3 separate regions of the Homo sapiens genome follow, and all the other regions are linked to region 1. A link is a loop called in an ENCODE intact Hi-C map of the cell type or tissue named here. Cell type or tissue: heart left ventricle. All regions are shown on one strand. Links, peaks and the distances in the headings refer to the core of each region. The heading gives the core; the rest is flanking DNA.

Region 1 (7,099 bases), core at 768-5,767:
AGGCTGAGCCCCTTATCCTCACCAGGATGAGGCTGCAATTCTGTAAGACCACAAATAGGCTAAACTTCAAGCTCAGAGCAGGCAAGTTCGGGTAAGTAACATCCACTCTAAGCTAAATTTTAGTCAAATAAAACAGCTACCCTTGTATAGCCAAGAGACTGTTTTTGCCTTGCTTTTGACATAACTGAACATTTTCATGGGGATTGGCAAGGATTAAATACAACACCATCTGAATGGCATTACTGCATGCTACTGTCCCTAGAGGCATCCGAATTGAAGGCTTCAGAAGCTGTGCCAGGTTCGGATCATTGGAAGTGCTAACACTCACCACCGCAGAAGGGAATGCCACTGCAGCCAGGAGTAGGGGCGGGAGGAGCACCAAAATGCTGGGACAGAAGACAAGCTGCCTCCACTTGGACACTAGGAGGAATTTTACCAGCAACCTAGAGACAGAAATTTTGGGGCCTGCATAAAAATATACTAAAGGGTGCAGGGAGAAAAATACATTAAAGGCAATATGGAGAAACAACTGGTGCCAAGAATATGAAATAATTTCTTAAAATACCCCAAATAAAATGTAACATAGTCCTGCACTTCTTAACTCAGGAGAAACTCAAATTCAATACTTTGTTAAGCAAAAAAAAAAAAAAAAAAAAAAAAAAAAAAAAAAAAAAGGCCTCCAAGCCTTCAGAACAAGCAAAATCCAGATATGTGAGTTTCCCTCTTATGTTTCTCTGTTGTAGCTAAAACCCATAAATGGCAGATTGTTCTTAATCGTATTTGGAAAAAAAAAATGACTTGCACCCAACAGATAAAATTATTTGTTTAGTAAGCCCACTTATGAAGAGTTCTTGGATTTCAGTCACCAGTGCTGACAATGGTTAATATACCAGAATGTATACTAGACATATTATCCCTTTGCCTCATGGGGCATTGTTACATAGTGGTTAAAATGAGAGCTCTAAATTTGAGTTTGAATCTTGAATTCACAACTTACTAGCTGTTTGACCATGAGAAAATCAACCTCTGAAAGTCTCATTTGTAAAGGGGAGTAACAGTACCTATCCTGAATTGTTAAACAAGAATGTACACATGGAAGGTGGCGGGCACCTGTAGTCCCAGCTACTTGGGAGGCTGACACAGGAGAATGGCGTGAACCCAGGAGGCGGAGCTTGCAGTGAACCAAGATCCTGCCACTGCACTCCAGCCTGGGTGACAGAGCATGACTCCCCCCCCCACCAAAAAAAAAAGTACACATGGACTAACAGCTACCGTTTACCAAGTGCCTAAAAAGTTAAATAAGTTCTAACCAAGCGCAGTGGCTCACGCCTGTAATCCCAGTACTTTGGGAGGCCGAGGCAGGTGGATAACCTGAGGTCGGGTGTTCAAGACCAGCCTGACCAACATGGAGAAACCCCATCTCTACTAAAAATACAAAATTAGGCGGGCATGGCATGGTGGTGCATGCCTGTAATCCCAGCTACTTGGGAGGCTGAGGCAGGAGAATTGCTTGAACCCGGGAGGCAGAGGTTGCAGAGAGCCGAGATTGCTCCATTGTACTCCAGCCTGGGCAACAAGAGCGAAACTGTCTCAAAAAAAAAAAAAAAAAAAAAAGTAAAATATGTTATATAAACTTGCTAAATGTAACACACACACACATAAAACGTTAGGGGTACCCTCTCCGAAACCGTATTTCTGGAAAAGTGTGACGCTACAGTCTGTCACTGATATAAAATCCCAGACAAAGACCAACTAAAGAAAATCCCCACCAAAGAAAATACATTTTTGGTTTCTTTAAGGGAGTCAGTTCCGGACTGTGGAAGTTCTTCTGGGGATAATTCAGGGACCCAAACCCACATGGGGACTACAGTTTCTATTTCAGTGCAAGAAAGCCACGTAAGCTGTTTGCCCACCTGAAAGGACCTTTTAAATTCAAACTATTACAAGAATAATCCAGAGCCTTCTTCCTTCCTCAAAGACGATTACATTTTAAATGCCCAGTTAGTGGGAAACATAGCTCCCTAGTTTTTACATATTTCAAACTGTAGTATCAATGTGGCTTTAAGATTTCCTACTGGTTGGGTGTGGTAGCTCACTCCTGTAATCCCAGCACTTTAATAGGCTGAGGCAGGAGGACTGCTTGAGGCCAGGAGTTTGAGACCAACTTGGGTACCATATAGAGATCCTGTCTATACAATTTAATAATTAGCTGGGCACGGTGGCATGCATCTGTAGTCCCAGCTGCTCAGGAGGTTCACTTGAGCCCAGGAGCTCAAGGCTACAGTGAATTATGATCGTGCCACGACTGCACTCCAGCCTGGGTTCCAGAACGAGACCATCTCTTTAAGAAAAAAAAAAAAAATACTAATCACACCTCAAAATCCTCCTACTCTCTGTGACACTGATCTGTCTCACCTGGGGCAGTCAGCTGTGCACTTTTACACAGCACCTGCTCATTTCCCCACTTCCCAGAATCTCACAGTTGTTGCAACAACAGCCTTTTGCCAGTGGTTGGGCCAAATGCCCCTCCTCTCCGACTCCTGTTTCCTTAAACTGTAGTTTTGTTTCCTGCACTTAAGATTTCTAGGGAGCCGCTGTGGCTCAGGCCGGTTGCCCTGGCACTCGGGGAGGTGAGGCTACACGTTCGAGGCCAACCTGGTCAACACTGATTAAAAAAAAAAGATTTCTATATATATATTCTGCAGGTACTTTAAACGTGTTTCTGCCCGTTTTCTGTCAACACTGTAATCAACTGGTGTATCAGTGTTAAAACACAATGCTAGCCCAGTAATTTTTACATTTGATAACTTTACAGTTACCATCTATGTTTTAATATAAAATAGATGACTTAGGGCCATAATACATGATGAAATTATGTCTGTCTATGAATATCCACCAGAAATCTATCTGGTTATTTTCCCTCTTTCCTTAAATCACTTAGTCTTCTGGACTAACATTTAATCCCACTTTATAGGTTTATTTCAGTTATCAAATGGTATTTACAGAGACTACGAATTGTGTAGCCTAGAATTGCCTAGCCTAGAAAGGACTTAGGTTCTAGAATCTTTCACAATATTTCTTCCCACTATTATACTCTATGCAAGCTGGTAGGTATGAGATAGAGCTTGAAGATACTCCTTTATGCTTCACTTCAGAAACATTTCTTGCTTCTTCAAATTATGGAGAGAAGCAGGGAAGAGAAGTTCTCAACAGGTTTGAGGCAAGACCATTGTTTCCAGTATGCACGATTTTTCTTCAAGCTTACCAACACTGTCCTCCAGGTGACGCTGGTAGAATGAGGAACATCAATCATTACAGGAAGGCAGTATTATCAAGTGAGCATTTTAATTATGAAGGAAACAGAAAACAAGTTAGAAGACTGAAGGCAAAACTGACTTGTTAATAACAGCAACATCACTAGTTTTATACTTCAGAGGACCTAAAGCCAAGATGTAAGTTTCAAGGTTACAGACTGGTGGCATCAGAATATATCCTTAACACATGTGTCCTGCTCCATCCTCCCTACAGCAGGCTACTTACCTGCCCTTCCCCAGCCCTGAAGAAAGCCCAGGTAAACCCAGAGGGTTACTGAAACTTACACCCTTTCCAAAAGCCTTAGTTAAGGCTGATGAGATTAATAACATAGAGACTGAGTCATCCCAGTAACATTAAGAATTTAATCTACAAACACCAAGTTAGCAGGGAAAGTGACCCCTGCCAGTCCCTTCCAATATATTCTTTTTTTTCTTTTAAAGAAAATACCTATAAGCACAATATATTCCATTTAGATGATGGGGGAGAAATGGTTTATCACCATTCTGAGATGGCAGAATTAAAGCTTGGATTGACTCTTCTACGCTGGGTGGCTTTTCCAACTCATTAATTATTTCAAATATAGATATTATAGATTCCTTTGGTTTACAAAAGGCTACCTTAACCCTCCAGAGAAGATCTATGGACACAAGTAGCTTGCTGCAGGAAAGCATTTTACAAGCCTACTAGAAAGCCAGTCTTTTTCTCTGCTCAAACTAGATTTCGTTCTGGTAACATCTCTCCATTCTTGCCTTTTTCCCCCATTTCAAGTTGCCTCAGGTTTCTGATTGTTCCAGAACACACCTTCTAGCCATTTTTCCTTAACCTCCATTTCCCCTTCCTTTAAACCTCGTCCCTCCTTTCTTTTCACCACATTTATTTCCCAAAGGGCTCCGAACACTGCAGTCTTTACGTCTCACTTAGAGGGTGAGCAACCACTTCATGAAAATGTGTGGAGAGGCCTCAGCCTGCATAATCCCAGCACCACTCAGTTACTGGGGAGGAGGGGCTTAAGTGTGACCTGCTGTGGACAGAGGCAGCTTTATCCCACAGAAAATTAAGGTTCAGGGTCCCTTCCAAGGAAATGCATTCGTCAGTCCCATTTTTGTAAAATATGCAAAACTATATTTTAGATTTTCTTTTAAAGGACCCCCTGAATTACATAAAGTTCAGCCTCCAGACCTAGACCGTCCCCCGGTCTGGAAGAAAACCTGCCTCACCACAACAGCATGCTAATAGTGCTCAAGTCAAGATCACCAACAAATCAACATACGGGCAACGGTGTTGCTGGTTTCCAAACACACCCAGTTATGTGTGTAACAAGGACACCAGAGGAAAGGCAACTCTTCAAGCACCTTTCTTACCTGAACAATCCTAAATATTGGCCCCAACTACATATTTCATCTGATATTAACATCAAAAGCCTTCAAATGAGCTTTCCAAATGACTTAAGATTTTAGGGAGCCTTTGTATTGGCAGTTTTTTTTCGGAACTCCCTCCAAAAGGCCAGCAAAGGATACATTTACTATAATCATGGGCAGTAATTCTCAGACTTAAGCCAGCTAAAAATCGCCTGTGAGAGCTGGTTACAATGCAGATGTCTGAGTCTCACCGCCCGAATTTCTGAATGTATAGGTCTAAGGCGGAGTTCAAGGGGATCCTCCCAGGTCTCAGGAGGTTGTACACTGAACATAGGTTGGTGGTCGCAGTTGTTCTACCACTGTGTGACCTTGACGCAGGGAGAGGAAATATTCATTTACAGAAAACGTAAAATAACGTGGAGAGAGAGTGAGATGGTAACCGGAACTCAGAAATGCAGGTGGTGTGTGACCCACGGTATTTTGCTAGGGTGTGGCTGGGCACGACTCATCCACCGGAGAAGCTGCAGAATCGATTTATGAGGGTCTCAGGAATGCAAAGACACACAGATTCGTCTCACCTAGAAGTCACGTTTCATTTTAATCTCCAAGCAGACAGCGCAGCAGCAAACCTGGGGCTGTGGAGTGGGGCCCCACACCCTCCGCCCACTCTCCCGCCCCCGTCCACGCCTAGACTGCAGGAAAGGGGTCTTCGCACACAAAGCCAGACCCCCAGGCGTGGGAAGATGGAACCAGAACAATTCGAACGAGCAGAGCAAAACAGATCGGAATTGCAGACTTCAGGTCGTGGCAGAGAAAACCAGCTGAGACAGGGCGCCACTTACTAGGTGATTCTTTATTCCAAGTTGGGGAACGGAGGAAGACGAGAGGGGGAGCCCCCGGGTCCGGTGAAACGCTCTAGGAGAAATGCGGCTCCTTCGCGTCCCCTAGGGCACCCTCTGCCCCCGGCCGGGTTCCGAACTAAGATGTGGCGACCCCGACCGGCCCGCCCCCCTTCCGGGGCTGCCTTCGCGATCCCGAACTGCACCCTCCCGGATCCCCCACCCTGGGCCCAGCCTCAGGAAGTGGCGGGGCGCCCAGCGGGAGCGGGAAGCGCGGGCTAAGGGCGGGCGGGCGGCCACGCCCAGCCGGGTCGCCGGGTCGCCCATGGCCGGGAGGGGAACGCGCCCGCGGCCATCCCCGTCCCTCCCCAACGCCAGGCCCCCCCCGGCCAGCCGCCCGGGCTCCCGGCGCGCTCACCGCCTTCATAGCGGAGGCCATGTCGTCGTAGCGCTCCGCCTGCTCGGCCAGCCGCGCCCGCTGCAGCAGCTGCTCCCGGTCCCCCATGTCGCTCGCGGCTCGGCCTCGCCTCGCGCCTCACACCGCTGGCTCGCTAGCCCTCCCGCCGGTCAGTCCGCTCCCCGGTCGCTGCGGAGGCCGCCGCCGCGCACGCGCACTGGCTCGCCGGCCGGCCGGAGGCTGCAGGCTGCAGGCTGCAGGCAGCGCCGCCGCTCGCGCCCTCTCGCTGGCTCGCCCCGCGCGCTGTGGCTCGCGCCGCGGACAACGCCGAGGGAGGAGACGCGGCCGCGCTGGGGGATGGGAGGACGGGACGACGCCTGCGCAGTGAGAGTGGCCAGGCCGGGCGGCGGGGAGCGGCGGGAGTGGGAGGGGGGAAGGGCGGGCCGGCCCTAACGGTCTATTTCAAGGTGACGTCACCTACTATAAATAGCCACCGCCGCCGCCGCCGCCCGGCCTGAAAGCCGCGCAGGCGCTCTGCGAGTGCTGCATTTTACCGCCGCAGAGATGGAGGTGGAGAAGGGAAAGCCGGGCAGGAGACTGCGGAGCCGGTGGAGGGGGCGCGGTGATGGCGGCTGCACAGGCAGTGCATTGTCATAGCCCCACCCTGAAACGCGCCACTCCATCCACGTTAGAGATCTGGCTTGAGAAGGGCCCCAAAAGCAAGCAAACATACTGGCGGAGAAGCCGGGAGACCGCGTGCCCCGAGGGGCGGGTCCGCCCAGCCCCGCCCCAGCCGTCCCGCCCGCCCCGAGCCCTGCCTGTCCATGCGTTCTGCTGGGCCACACCTTGTACTGGTCCGGGCAGGATCGAGTCCGACCCTCGGGGACAGCCCCGCTACACAGACACACACAATCGAACCCAACCTGAGACGTAGCCTTGGGCAGGCTGTGCCTTCCACCAGAGGAGGGGACTGGGTGGCCAGGGCGGGACAAGTAATATTCAGGACACATTAGGAGCCAGCCCAGTGCTAGTCCCGTACAAGCATCCTCCTCTTTAATCCTCACTACCCAGCCCACAGTGGGCACAGCTGGTCTCCCCATATTTAAAACGTGGAACCTGAGGAAAAGCGAGGTTAGTGACTTGCTCAGGGTTACGCAGCCTGTAAGTGGTGGGGCCAGGATCTGAGTCCA
Region 2 (7,099 bases), core at 1,064-6,063, 270 kb after region 1:
GAGTGCCCAGTTTCCCTTCTTGGCCTCAGAACTGCAACAAGGAATTCTATCCATGTAGTCTTCTATTTACAGAACTTAACTGCGTGACAGCTGTGCTTCTTGTTAGGTTTCATGGTTATTTGGAGAAATGTACTCTCCTACACCATTTCTTGAGAAAAGAGTTGCTAATTAACAGTTAAGGCAGTATAATCTCTTTAACCTCTCATTACAGAATCTTGTGTTGGTAGAGCCTGGTGAAGACTGATCAAAACTAATTTAAGGCTGAGCGCTGTAACTCATGCCTGTAATCCCAACACTTTGGGAGGCCGAGGCAGGTGGATCACTTGAGGTCAGAAGTTGAAGACCAACTTAGCCAACATGGTGAAACCCCATCTCTACTAAAAATACAAAAATTAGCCAGGCATGGTGGTGCACGCTTATGATCCCAGCTACTCGGGAAGCTAAGGCTGGAGAATCACATGAACCTGGCAGGCAGAGGTTGCAGTGAGCCAAGATCACGCCACTGCACTCCAGCCTGGGTGATAGAGCGAGACCCTGTCTCAAAAAAAACAAACCACTGATTTAAGAATCCTGGCCAGGCGCAGTGGCTCACGCCTGTAATCCCAGCACTTTGGGAGGCCGAGGCAGGCAGATCATGAGGTCAGGAGATCGAGACCATCCTGGCTAACATGGTGAAACCCCGTCTCTACTAAAAATACAAAAAAATTAGCCGGGCGGGGTGGCGGGTGCCTGTAGTCCCAACTACTCAGGAGGCTGAGGCAGGAGAATGGTGTGAACCCGGGAGGCGGAGCTTGCAGTAAGCTGAGATCGCACCACCGCACTCCAGCCTGGGCGAAAGAGCGAGACCCTGTCTCAAAAAAAAAAAAAAAAAAAAAAGAATCCTCTCTGTGGTGTCCTGTCCTCTTCCAGCAATGGAAAACACATTTCTATTTACTTTCCCTTTTTTTTTTTTGAAACAGTCTCACTTTCGCCTAGCCTGAGTGCAGTAGCACAATCACAACTTAGCTCACTGTAGCCTCGAACTTCCTGGCTCAAGAGATCCTCCTACCTCAGCTTCCCAAGTAGCTGGGACTACAGTCATATGCCACCAAGCCCAACTAATTATTTTTTGGAAGAGACAGGGTCTCACTATGTTGCCCAGGCTGGTCTCAAGTGATCTCCTGCCTTGGCCTTCCAAAGTACTGGGATTACAGGCATGAGCCACCGCGCTTGACCTCCCCCGCCACCACTCCACCTTTGAGACCGTCACGCTCTATCACCCACGCTGGAGAGCAGTGGCATGATCACGGCTCATTGCAACCTTGGAACTCCTGGGCTCAAGCCATCCTCCTGCCTCAGCCTCCTGAGTAGCTGAGACCACAGTGCCATGACACCAGGCTAACTTTTTATTTTCTATAGAAGCAAGGTCTTGTTACATTGCCCAGGCTGGTTTCTAACTCCGACCTTCAAGCAGTTCTTTCACTTTGGCCTCCCAAAGTGCTGGGATTACAGGTGTGAGCCACTGCACCTGGCCAATATCACAATTCTGCGGTTCATTCTGGGATTTCTCCTTTTTATCTTATTATTTTTTTGAGACAGAGTCTCACTCTGTCCCTCTGGCTGAAGTGCAGTGGTGCGATCTCGGCTCACTGCAACCTCTGCCTCCCAGGTTCAAGTGATTCTCCTCCCTTAGCCTCCCAAGTAGCTGGGACTACAGGTGTGCATCACCACGTCCGGATAATTTTTGTATTTTTACTAGAGACGGGATTTCACCATGTTGGCCAGGCTAATCTCGAACTCCTGACCTCAGATGACCCACCCGCCTCGGCCTCCCAAAGTGCTGGGATTACGAGCATGAGCCACAGCACTCGGCCAGATTTCTCTTTTTTAAAAAGTGTTCTAGAAAATTCATAATTCTTCAACTTACAGGGTCATAAGTGAGTCCTTCATGACATCTTTCTCAAACCACCAGTCCCTCCTCCTTCCTTATCCACAGCTGATAGTTTTCCTTCGCATTTCACTGAGGAGGTAGAAGCAATCTGAATACAACTTCCACACCGACACTTGGCTTTTCCTTGCTCGGATCTCATGATACGTGTGCACTTGCTGCCTGTGCCGACAGTGATGCCCTTCTCTCACATTTCTACATGGTTCCTTCAGTTACTGTATTCAGATATGTGCCTTTCCAGATCCCTCTACTGGGAAGTGTACTGCCTCCCATTATATGTCCTCCTTATGGTGTGCGAGATAAGAGAAAGATTTTTTTTTCTTTTTTTGAGACAGAGTCTCACTCTGTCGCCCAGGCTGGAGTGCAGTGGTGTGATCAAGACTCACAGCAACCTCCACCCCGGGTTCAAGCGATTCTCCTGCCTCAGCCTCTCAAGTAGCTGAGATCACAGGCGCCCGCCATGATGCCCGGCTAATTTTTGTATTTTTAGTAGAGAAGGGGTTTCACCATGTTGGCTAGGCTGGTCTCGAACTCCTGACCTCAAGTGATCCACCCGCCTCGGCCTCCCAAAGTGCTGGGATTCCAGGCGTCAGCCACCGCGCCCGGTCGGTGATATATATATATATATATATATATATATATTTTTTTTTTTTTTTTTTTTTTTTTTTTGAGGCGGATTCTCGCTCTGTCGCCCAGGCTGGAGTGCAGTGGCGCGATCTCGGCTCACTGCAAGCTCCACCTTCTGAGTTCACGCCATTCTACTGCCTCAGCCTCCAGAGTAGCTGGGACTACAGGCGCCCACCACCACGCCCGGCTTATTTTTTGTATTTTTAGTAGAGATGGGGTTTCACCGCGTTAGCCAAGATGGTCTCGATCTCCTGACCTCGTGATCCACCCGCCTTGGCCTCCCAAAGAGCTGGGATTACAGGCGTGAGCCACGGCACCCGGCCTGTTTTATATATTTTTTAACACCACCACGTCCCCATATTATTCACGTTAAGCTCCTTGAGGTCAAAGACTTTGCTATATTCACTCTGGCCCCTCGGACATCTAGAACAAAACTTGGTCTTACGTGGTGGGAGCTCAGGAAATACTTCATGCGTCAATGAATGATTCCCGCCCCCGTTGCTACACAGACCTGCCCAAGTCCTCTTTACCTCGCTGACTCTCTGAATATTTGAAGACGCCCCCTAATTTTTCTCCACCCCTTCTTAAATTATTCCTCAAGGGACCTGGATTCTAGCTGCCCGAGCACTGACAGCGAAACCGGGCACTTCCTGGTATTCGGATATGCGCAGCGCCAAGCGCAGCCGCACCCACTGCTGGCCTCACGCCGTCTGATTGGCTGCAGCTCTCCGGAGGGGCGGGGCCATCCGAGAAGCTATCCATATTGGAGGAGGCTGCTAGTCCTTTGCTGGTACCTGCCGGGCTGGAGAGCGGGGAGGGTCACGTGGTTAAGACTCGCCACGTGGGCCGGGCGCGGTGACTCAAGCCTGTAATCCCAGCACTTTGGGAGGCAGAGGCGGGCGGATCACTTGAGACAGGCCTGGCCAACCTGGTGACTCTACTAAAAATACAAAAAATTAGCCGGGAGTGGTGGCGCGCGCCTGTAATCCCAGCTACTCGGGAAGCTGAGGCAGAAGAATCGCTTGAACTCGGGAGACTGTAGGTGCCGTGAGCCGAGGTCGCGCCACTGCACTCCAGCCTGGGAGAAAGACTCGCCTAAGCAGTTTCTCTCTTTTCTTTTGCATTTTTAATCTTAGACTTTTGGAGATGTTGAAATGGTCGCTGAAACACTGCAAACACAGGGATGGGGGACAGATCCCAAAGTATAGCAGCTACTCATGAGTCCCAGCGCCCCTCCTGTCCTTCCCCTACTGCTGCCTAAGTGGTCTTCCTAAAACACAAGTTTGCACTTGTCAGAACCACTCCTTAAGATCTCTCATGGGTTGCCCTCGTCTCCAAATAAAGATACTAACCACTGAGCTGGCCACGGTGTCTCACGCCTGTAATAGCAGCAGCACCTGGGGAGGCCAAGGCGGAGGACGTTTCACTTGAAGCCAGGAGTTCGAATGTGTGTGTGTCTGTGTGTGTGTGTCTGTGTGTGTGTGTGTGTGTATATATATATATATATATATATATATATGCCGGGCACGGTGACTCACGCCTGTAATCCCAACACTTTGGGAGGCCAAGGTGGGTGGATCACCTGAGGTCAGGAGTTCAAGACCAGCCTGGCCAACATGGTGAAACCCTGTCTCTACTACAATACTAAAAATACAAAAATTAGTCGGGCATGGTGGCAGGAGCCCGTAATCCCAGCTATGTAGGAGGCTGAGGCTGGAGAATCACTTGAACCCAGGAGGCGGAGGTTGCAGCGGCCAGAGATTGTGTCATTGCACTCCAGCCTGGGTGACAAGAGCAAAACTCCGTTTCAAAATAAATAAATATATATGTATATATATATAATATACATAATATATAATATATATTATATATATTTTTTATATATGGGGGGGGCAAGGTCTTGCTATGTTGCCCAGGCTGGATTAGAACTCTTGGGCTCAAATGATCCTCCTGCCTCAGCCTCCAAAGTAGCTGGGATTACAGGTGTCAGCTACTGTGCCCAGCCTATTTTTACATCTTTATTTTTATTTTATTTATTTATTTTTTGAGACGGAATCTCACTTTCTCGCCCAGTCTGAAGTGCAGTGGCGTGATCTTGGCTCACTGCAGCCTCCGCCTTTCCGGTTCAAGTGATTCTCCTCCTTCAGCCTCCTGAGTAGCTGGGATTACAGGCACATGCAAACATGCCTGCCTAATTTTTGTGTGTTTAGTAGAGATGGGGTCTCGCTCTGTTAGCCAGGGTGGTCTTGAACTTCTTTTTTTTTTTTTTGAGGCGGAGTCTCACTCTGTCACCCAGGTTGGAGTGCAATGGCATGGTCTTGGCTCACTGCAACCTCCGCCTCCCGGGTTCAAGTGATTCTCCCGCCTCAGCCTCCCCAGTAGCTGGGACTACAGGCACGTGCCACCACACCCGGCTAATTTTTGTATCTTTATTAGAGACACGGTTTCACTGTGTTGCCCGGTCTGGTCTCGAACTCCTGACCTCATGATCCGCCTGCCTGAGCCTCCCGAAGTGCTGGGATTTCAGGCATGAGCCACCGCACCCAGCTATTTTTACATAATTTAAAAGTACACAAATAGGCCAGGTGCGGTGGCTCACGCCCATAATTCCAACACTTTGGGAGGCCAGGAGTTCGAGACTGGCCTGGCCAACATGGTGAAACCTCATCTCTACTAAAAATACAAAAATTAGCTGGACGTGGTGGTGCACGCCTGTAATCCCAGCTACAAAGGAGACCTGGAGTTGTCTGGATACCTCTGTTTCAGGAAGGCAAAGGCCATAGTGTATTATTTTGGAAAAGGAATTTCCAGTGAAAGATTTTGAACATAAGCACATCATTTGGTCAAATATGTCTAAGTCTTGCTATCTTTTCTTGGCTTTGGAAGAAAAAGAACTTTAGAAGTAGGAGGACACAACCGGGCACGGTGGCTCACACCTGTAATCCCAGCACTTTGGGAGGCCGAGGAACGCGGATCACGAGGTCAGGAGATCCAGACTATCCTGCCTAACATGATGAAACCCTGTCTCTACTAAAAATAGAAAAATTAGCCAGGCGTGGTGGCACGCACCTGTAGTCCCAGCTACTAGGGAGGCTGAGGCAGGAGAATTGCTTGAACCAAGGAGGTGGAGGTTGCAGTGAGCCGAGATTGCACCATTGCACTCCAACCTTGGCAACAGAGTGAGACTCCATCTCAAAAAAAAAAAGAAGGAAAAAAAAGAAGAAGTAAAGAAGTAGGAGGACACATCCTCATTTAGAAAATTGCCTCATTTCCCCGTGATGCTCCAGTGGGTACGAGAGTGAGTGTAATGAAATAGATGGTACATCTGTCAACTCCAAAACTCAAAGGAAACATTCTTTTAAAGAACTGGCTATCTCAAAGTGTTAATAAGATTCTTGGCAAGATTAAATCAACACTGAAATAAAAAGAGCAAGATAAAAACCTATATATTTAAAGAATTTATTTTGAAAGAAAAGCCATACAAATATAATATAAGCTGTTTATTCTTACATTGTATGTGCAAAATCCGAATGAGAAGTACATTCCTGGCCAGGTGCGGTGGCTCACACCTGTAATCCCAGCACTTTGGGAGGCCGAGACAGGCGGATCACAAGGTCAGGAGATCAAGACCATCCTGGCTAACACGGTGAAACCCTGTCTCTACTAAAAATACAAAAAAATTAGCCAGGCGTAGTGGCAGGCGCCTGTAGTCCCAGCTACTCAGGAGGCTGAGGCAGGAGAATGGTGTGAACCCGGGGGGCGGAGCTTGCAGTGAGCCGAGATAGCGCCACTGCACTCCAGCCTGGGCGACAGAGTGAGACTCTGTGTCAAAAAAAAAAAAAAGAGAAGTACATTCCTGATGTGTGTTTGTCAGCTATTGTTGTGATATTGCTGCATAACAAATCACCCCAAATTCAGTAGAGAACAATAGTGACCATTTATCCTCATGCTCATGGATCTGCAGGTTGACTGAGGTGGGCTGATCTAGGCTTGGCTCAGTCTAATGGCTCTGCTTCAGCTGCAGGTCAACCGGGCATGGCTGTACTTTAGGTCCAGGTCTGCTTAAAATGTCTCTTATTCTCCTTGCACCAACTGCTCCCTAGAGCAGGAGATCCAAGCCAAGTCAAACAGCACATTTAAGGCCACTCCTCTCTTCACATCCTTATATGATCCATTGACCAAAGCAAGACACATGGCCAAGCTCCACATGAACAAGGCAGAGAAAATATTCTACTCATAGTGGAAGAATTGTAGACCTACATGTCAAATGAGAAGGATATAACACAGCAAGAGCATGTGCCGGGCACGGTGGCTCACACCTGTAATCGTAGCACTTTGGGAGGCAGAGGCAGGCAGATCACGAGGTCAGGAGATCAGAACCATCCTGGCTAACACGGAGAAAACCTGTCTCTACTAAAATTACAAAAATTAGCCGGGCATAGTGGTGGGTGCCTGTAGTCTCACCTACTTGGGAGGCTGAGGCAGGAGAATCGCTTGAACCCAGGAGGCGGACATTGCAATGAGCCGAGATTGCACTACTGCACG
Region 3 (7,099 bases), core at 686-5,685, 75 kb after region 1:
AGAAATTCAGATGGCCGGGAGCAGTGGCTCACGCCTGTAACCCCAGCACTTTGGGAGGCTGAGGGGGGTGGATCACTTGAGGCCAGGAGTTCAAGACCAGTCTGGCCAACATGGTGAAATCCCATCTCTACCAAAAATACAAAAATTAGCTGGTATGGTGGTGCATGCCTGTAATCCCAGCTACTCGGGAGGCTGAGGCAGGAGAATCACTTGAACCTAGGAGGTGGAGGTTGCAATGAGCTGAGATTAGCACTACTGCACTCCAGCCTAGGCGACGAAGTGAGACTCTGTCTCAAAAAAAAAAAAAAAAAAAAAAAAATCCACATATGCCACTATTCTACTTTCACAAATTTGACACTTCTCTATACTGATTTCAGATATTCTTATTAAAAAAAAATCTCCTTAGACTCTCCCACTCCCATTACTCTTTCTCTCTCCCCAGAAATAAATGGTTAGTGTAATATTATTCTTAAATAATTTTATTATATAAACACGTATGATAGAGAATATAAGGTATTCTTTCGGGATTCTAAGTTTTTAAATAAAGGGCATAATATTATATCATTTTATAAGTTGGTTTTCCAGTCCACATCATGCTTCTGACATTTATCCATGTTGATACATGTACCTTCAGCTCATTCATTTAAACTGCTGTAGTAGCATTTCATTATTTGAATAAGGAAATCGTATTCTCAGGGAGACGAGAGTGTATACGGCAAAGGCTGTGCAAAACAGCACATCAAGACCCTCAGAGTGAGAACTGAGAATCACATGCTTTTTCAAATCAGTTATCAATTTTAACATTTCCATGATGACAACTCAGCTGGTAAGGAAACAGTACTGACTTCCAGTTGGGGCCTCCGTATAGACAGGATGGCATGAACTGGCTCAGTCAACTGGCCGTTTCCCATTTCCTTGTTATTCCAGTTCTGCCATATTCCAGAGTTCCAGTTCTGAGCAGCGTAATTAAATCCAGCAAGCATGGTGCTAAGTGCCTACCAGGTGCCAAGCAACATGCCTGGCACTGGTGATACAGAAATGGAAAATAAGAGGTGATCCTGCTCTCAAGGAGCTGGTTGAGGCAGGAGACAAATGAGAGAAAGATCTTCATTCTGTTGTGCTAAGAGCTCTGACAGAGTAAGTACAAGGTGACAGAAGGCCCCTGGGTCAGAGCCTTGAATCCAGCATTGAGTCTTGAATAAGCATGCATTGACCAGGGGAAACTGGCGGCTTGAGGTCAGAGGGAGGGCATTCCCCCAAAAATCATAGAGATTTTTCTGAGGTTTATAAATGCACAGATTCTGTCCAAAACATTTCAGTTCAGACAATAAATTCTGCACGGTTTTTAAGTCAAGATACAGTGTATTTCAAAGCAAGACTTGTTCTTTCATCAATTCCAGAAAGGCCTCCCACTTATTAAAAAAAATCCTCACCCCAACCTGCAGATCTCATTACTGGAAAGGGTGATGGCTTCTAAGGCAGGCCCTGATTTTTCGGGACCTAAGCAAACAGCTCTATGGGCCCCTCTTGCTGTCTCACCTGCATGATGTCAATGGCCATCGCCTGTGTCTGGATCCCCTCCACGTGGTTCACCAACCAGTGTACCACCTCCGCGCTGATGAAGCAGTACGGTGAGAGGCCCTTCTGTTCAGAGAGCAGCTGGACTCCTGTCCTGGGTTCCAACACGGTGAACGGGGAGCAGGGGATGTGTGTGCCCCATGGCAACAAGTGGAAGGAAAGATGAAAAAGAAGGGACTCCCACTAGAGCATTTAATACCATAAAGCAATGTCCCTATGCTATTCCTAGACTCAGAGAAACACCCATGAGAGGACAAAAGAAACTGTTACCGGGGGCCCAGCGTGGTCGCTCACGCCTGTAATCCCAGCACTTTGGGAGGCTGAGGCGGGTGGATTACCTGAGGTCAGGAGTTTGAGACCAGCCTGACCAACATGGCGAAACCCCGTCTCTACTAAAAATACAAAAATCAGCTGGGCGTGGTGGCGGGTGCCTGTAATCCCAGCTAGTCAGGAAGCTGAGGTGGGAGAATCACTTGAACCTGGGAGGTGGAGGTTGCAGTGAGCTGAGATCGTGCCACTGTCCTCCAGCCTGGGCAACAGAGTGAGACTCTGTCTCAAAAAAAAAAAAAAAAAAAAAGAAGAAGTTGTTATGGGGAAAAAGGAGAAGGGGGAGAGAAAGGAAAAGATGGGAACTCACATTCGGAGAATACCTATACTTGTCAGGCATCATACTAGGTACCTCACATAATTATTTCATTTAATCTTTACATCAACCCTGTGGCTTAACTACTTTTTAAAAAATCCCTTTTAAAAAAATCCCATCTTGAGGCAGAGGTTGGGTGAGCCAAGATGGCGACACCGCACTCTAGCCTGGGTGACAGAGTGAGACTCTGCCTCAAAAAAAAAAAACAAAAAACAATTCCATCTTACAAACAAGGAAACAGAGGCTCAGAGAGGTCAAGTGACTTGCCCAAGCTCTCAAAACTGGTGAGAAGTACAGTCATGTACAAATCTACCAAACCACGCTGCCTAAACATGGCTGTGGCACAGGCTTCTGGGAACCTTCCAACCCTACACTGTGGTGAGCCACTTACGAGGGGTGCTTCATGGCTTCCAGGATCTCTGTCAGGGTAGAGGATGAGGTCAAGGAGCTTGCCACCAGCTGCTGAGAGCTGTAACACAGGGTGTCAGGTCAGCAAAGCAAGATGGCACGTATGCAGTCAAGAGCACGAATATTAGGAACAGTCTCCACTTCCTATGGAGCCAGAAACCAGGACAATGTTGACACTAAAGGCATTTTAGTAAATTCCAAACAGCTATATCAGGGGGTTATCTCATAGGGGGTTTCCTATTTTAAAATATACACATTTAGGGCCGGGTTTGGTGGCTTACGTCTGTAATCCCAGCACTTTGGGAAGCTGAGGCACGTGGATTATTTGAGGTCAGGAGGTCAAGACCAGCCTGGCAAACATAGTGAAATCCCGTCTCTACTAAAAATACAAAAATTAGCCAGGCATGGTGACGTGCGCCTGTTGTCTCAGCTACTTGGGAGGCTGAGACAAGAGAATCGCTTGAAACTGGGAGGTGGAGGGTGCAGTGAGCTGAGGTCGTGCCACTCATGCACTCCAGCCTAGGCAACAGAGCGAGACTGTCTCAAATAAATAAATAAAATAAAATAAAATAAAATAAAAAATGTCCACATTTAGAATTCAAAGTACTTTTGTGTCCAAACTTGCCCTTAGTAAGCATCTCTCCTTTTAATAATATTCCTCAGGCCCAAGGCCCAACCACTTCCAAGAAACCCCCTGGACTGCTCTGGGTTTGCCCCAAGAGCCTTTCACAGGTAGCTTCATTGAATCCTGACCAGAGTACTAGGTAACACCCTAAGAGCATGGGGAATGGAATCCCAGTATCATCACTAACCTGCTACATAGCTTTTCTTGGCCTCAGCGCCCCCATGTGAAAAATGGGGTTAATGCTGTTCCTGTCTTTGAGGGCTGATGTGAGGCGAATGTTTATACGATGCTGAGCACATGTACAGGGCTGACACACAGGAAGCCCAAAGTGGTAAACAATACTAAAATAATTAACACCGACCCTTTGAAACTGACTAAAGGAACTGCTGAAGGTCAAAGAGCCAGAAGTACCAGGATGTGGATCTGAATCCAGGTCAGTCTCTCTCCAAAGTCCTTTCCACCACCTGCTGCCCACATTCTTGCTCAAAGGTGTGATGGTCCCTTAAAACGTGCTTAATACTCAGCAGCTGAGTGGCCACCCACTATACCGAACTGGGCCAGCTGTGGGGCTTATCCAGAAGCTCCTCAAGTTCTTTGAACTTCTCCCTTTCCTCAGTCCCAGACTACTCTTCATGACTATTCAGAGGGTCCAGAAATCACTGGAAGTGTTTCAGAATTTCAGGGTTAGAAAAAGTTTTCAAAGACCCTTGAAATGAACTTCCTTCTAATGCCTGAGTCTCTGCTGAGACCACGTGTCTGGGCAAGAGGCTGTCCTATCTGTGTGAACATCTTCAATGGCAAAGAACTTGGCACCTCTAAGTGCAGCCCATTTCCGTGCAGCAGGACCCACTGCTAGTAAGTTCTTCATCATGAAATAGAATCTGTTCTCTGTATTTTTCAGTCATTGGTCCTGATTCTACCTGCCATGTCATTTTTGGTCTTTTCACCTCCAGCCTAAATATCCCCGATTCCTCATTTCTTCTGAAAGCAGAAGTAAACCTACTGTTCTACCCTTGTAAGCAATGAGGAAGCAGATTTTTTCTATGCATTGGGCAGCCTCTCCAATCTCCTCCACGCCTACAGCCAAAAAGCCAGGTAGGCTTGATGGGTATAAGGGCATGAGCGAAGGCAGGGAGCAGAGAAGTTCAGACCTGCTCCTGCTTCTGAAATGACCATCACCTCTACTGGCCAGAATGAACAGGCTGCAGTAGATGAGACACAGATTACACCAGCACAGAATTTATGACATAAGGGAAATGGAGTGACTCCTGACAGAGGCCAGCCAGGTGAGCAGCCCCAGAGAACTTTCTGCTCTCAGGGCAGGGGTATAAAAGTTAAGTCTCTTAGATGATTTTGCCAAGGACTGCTTCGTCAATACAGTGAGACAATAAGAAAAGACTGCGGCATAATTACTATAAAGCAAACACAGCTGGGAAGAAAATAAAACGGTTTCTCAGAATTGACAACAGTAGTAAAAGCTGGTGCACTTGCTCGAGCAAATGAAGTACACACAGCTTCCTTTTCCTCCGGATACTAAGGAATAGAAGAAGAACAGTCATGTTTGGCCACAATTAGTGATTCATCCACTGTTTGTTCTTTTCCTTACTGACAGCATGCTATGACGTGCAAGACATTGTGCCACAGGCACCACAGTGAACAAGACAGACTGGACAGAGCCCCCTTCCGGAAGCCCTGTACTCCTGTGTGGTGCCTGACACTTTCCTACATCTCTGTGGGAACCTCTTAGCTATCCTGTGAGGATGGCAGGAAACAGATCATTAGTCCCATCATACAGATGTGGTTAAGGACTAACTTGCCCAGGGTCGCATGTGACTTGTGGCAGAGTCAGAACTCGGCCCAGAGCTTTGGACTTCAGCCTCTGCAGCCTTTGAGATCAGACTGTCCCCACTCCCCAGGAACATGAGTTTGGCCACTCTGAATCTCACCTGCTGTCACTGGAGTTTGTGGAGGAGTAGCCCTGTTCTCCTATGTTCTGGGAGTTCCCAAAGGTCTGGCTGTTGCCTCTGTCCATGGATTGGCCTGTGCATATGCCCAAACTGGTGCCGTCCAACATAGGAGTGGCTGTTTGGTCCACAGATACCTGCAGGAGATTTAAAAATGAATACTTGATTCCAAAAATAACTGACAGGAAAACACAGTAAATAAGCTGTACTGGCTTATTCACTCAGTAAGCATTCACAAAAAATAAACAAAAATTAATGCAATCCTTCCCATTCTGCTCATTCCCACTACCCCTTGGTCCCTAGTGGCACAGCTAAAGTTGTCTAGAGACTCTACCCAGTCTTGTGTGCACTGCCTTCTATCAGAGCAGCTGGGAACTCCCACCCTCCAACCAGGGCAGATGAGAGGCCACTCTTCACAGTAAATCCCCAGGACCAAAGAAATCGCTTCAGCACCTGCCTCAAACCACACGATTTACACTAAAGAAAAATCTCCATAGAAAGAGTGGAGAAGTCAGAATCACTCCTTATGAGGACAGCAGGACTGAAAGACCACATTTAGAGACAAATAGGTGAACATCACAATGTACATCTTCTGCCTACCGTGACTCACCCTTTCCCACCCAAAACCTCCTTTCTTCTACCTTTCAGTTTGCTCAGGTTCAACTCTCAGAGCCATCTGATAGCTCTCTTCTCCAGCTTTGCATCTAAAGACAGGCCTAGTCCCACGGCCTGCCCTCTGCAGATTCACATGCATCTCTAAATCATGCCTGTACTTCCTCTGGCCAGGGAGGGCTGTAACATTCTTCTAAATAGCCCCTGATTGCAGCCTCTCCCTCAAAAACCCTCCCTGTGAGCCAGCTCCATTTGCATCGTCTGTCAAGAACAGTTCCAATCCCATCATTCTGTTACTCTGAAAACTTTCAAGTCTCCCCATGAACCACCACACTGAAAACCGACTCACAGGACATCACGGGTCCTGCACAACATTGGCTTGACCTGAGATCTCACCACACTGCCTACCATTCACCCATGTGTATGTGTCCAGCCAAATGACACCGTGTGTGTATAAATCCTGTCTATGTGCCCCATATCGCCCTGGGGTGCTCTTCTCCACAACTAGTGGCTAAAAACCTATCAGTCTTTTTTTTTTTTTTTTTTTTTAAAGACAGACTCTTGCTCTGTCACCGAGGCTGGAGTGCAGTGGCGCAATCTCGGCTCACTGCAACCTCTGCCTCCTGGGTTCAAGCGATTCTCCTGCCTCAGACTCTCAAGTAGCAGGGATTACAGGTGGGAGCCACCACACCTGGCTAATCCCATCAGTCTTTAGGGCCATTTTAAACGCTGCTCCCTTAGCAAACTGTTCCGATTCAGTCCGCCCGAGGCCTCAAGGAGATCCATCTCCCTCTCTACTCTGGACCTCTATGAGCTTCTGGTAGCTGCCAAGCTGTGCCTCATGTAATGGTGCTGCATCTTTTTTTTTTTTTTTCCAGAGACAGGGTTGCCCTCTTTTGCTCAGGCTGGAGTGCAATGGTGCCATCACATCTCACTGTAACCTCAAACTCTTGGGCTCAAGCAATCCTCCTGTCTCAGCCTTCCAAGTAACTGGGACTACAGGCATGCGCCACCATACCTGACTTTTTTTTGTGTGTAGAGACAGAGTCTAGCTATGTTGCCTCGGCTGATCTCAAACTCCTGGGTTCAACTGATCCTTCCGCCTCAGCCTCCCAAAGTGCTGGGATTACAGCCTGTAATGTTGTTATATCACCTTTAAGGGTCCTGGAGGCAGGATTATAACCTGTTCACCCGGAAGCCCAGCAGCATGCATCAAAGATTATACCCAGAGCAAGTATATGAAGAGAATGACTAAGTCTTTTAGAGCAA

Evidence for each region. Peaks named below come from ENCODE experiments on the same cell type or tissue, not always from the same donor. Only the 100,000 strongest peaks of a DNase experiment are listed, where the experiment ranks them.
Region 2: a loop joins it to region 1, with 3 times the contacts of the local background. A loop is called at or near these places in 57 of 110 quality-filtered maps.
Region 3: a loop joins it to region 1, with 3 times the contacts of the local background. A loop is called at or near these places in 30 of 110 quality-filtered maps.

The regions. Positions count from the first base shown.
Region 1 is chr22:31,943,652-31,950,750 of GRCh38, reverse strand. YWHAH (tyrosine 3-monooxygenase/tryptophan 5-monooxygenase activation protein eta) reads right to left here and starts at 6,216. Exons shown (of 2, transcript NM_003405.4): 1 at 5,931-6,216. The coding sequence starts at 6,017. It overlaps YWHAH-AS1 (YWHAH antisense RNA 1), which reads left to right and starts at 5,385. Exons shown (of 3, transcript NR_171018.1): 1 at 5,385-5,518. LOC124900477 (a long non-coding RNA gene) reads right to left here and starts at 5,917. Exons shown (of 3, transcript XR_007068065.1): 1 at 5,516-5,917; 2 at 5,073-5,251; 3 at 1,599-3,287. RefSeq lists enhancers at 5,246-5,295, 6,039-6,896, 6,897-7,099 and silencers at 5,616-5,955, 6,026-6,245, 6,256-6,345, 6,626-6,775. In heart left ventricle, for the core only: a CTCF peak has its summit at 3,282 (motif pointing right); no DNase peak of the experiment used is centred there; H3K4me3 peaks cover 2,712 bases; H3K27ac peaks cover 2,075 bases.
Region 2 is chr22:31,673,075-31,680,173 of GRCh38, reverse strand. No RefSeq gene overlaps it. Among named protein-coding and RNA genes, the nearest start is that of PISD, 14 kb to the right of the region's middle. In heart left ventricle, for the core only: no CTCF peak of the experiment used is centred there; a DNase peak (open chromatin) is centred at 3,283; H3K4me3 peaks cover 1,001 bases; H3K27ac peaks cover 247 bases.
Region 3 is chr22:31,868,846-31,875,944 of GRCh38, reverse strand. It overlaps DEPDC5 (DEP domain containing 5, GATOR1 subcomplex subunit), which reads right to left. Exons shown (of 43, transcript NM_001242896.3): 34 at 5,201-5,355; 35 at 2,613-2,690; 36 at 1,540-1,672. Among named protein-coding and RNA genes, the nearest start is that of YWHAH, 72 kb to the left of the region's middle. RefSeq lists a silencer at 3,308-3,602. In heart left ventricle, for the core only: a CTCF peak has its summit at 3,489 (motif pointing left); no DNase peak of the experiment used is centred there.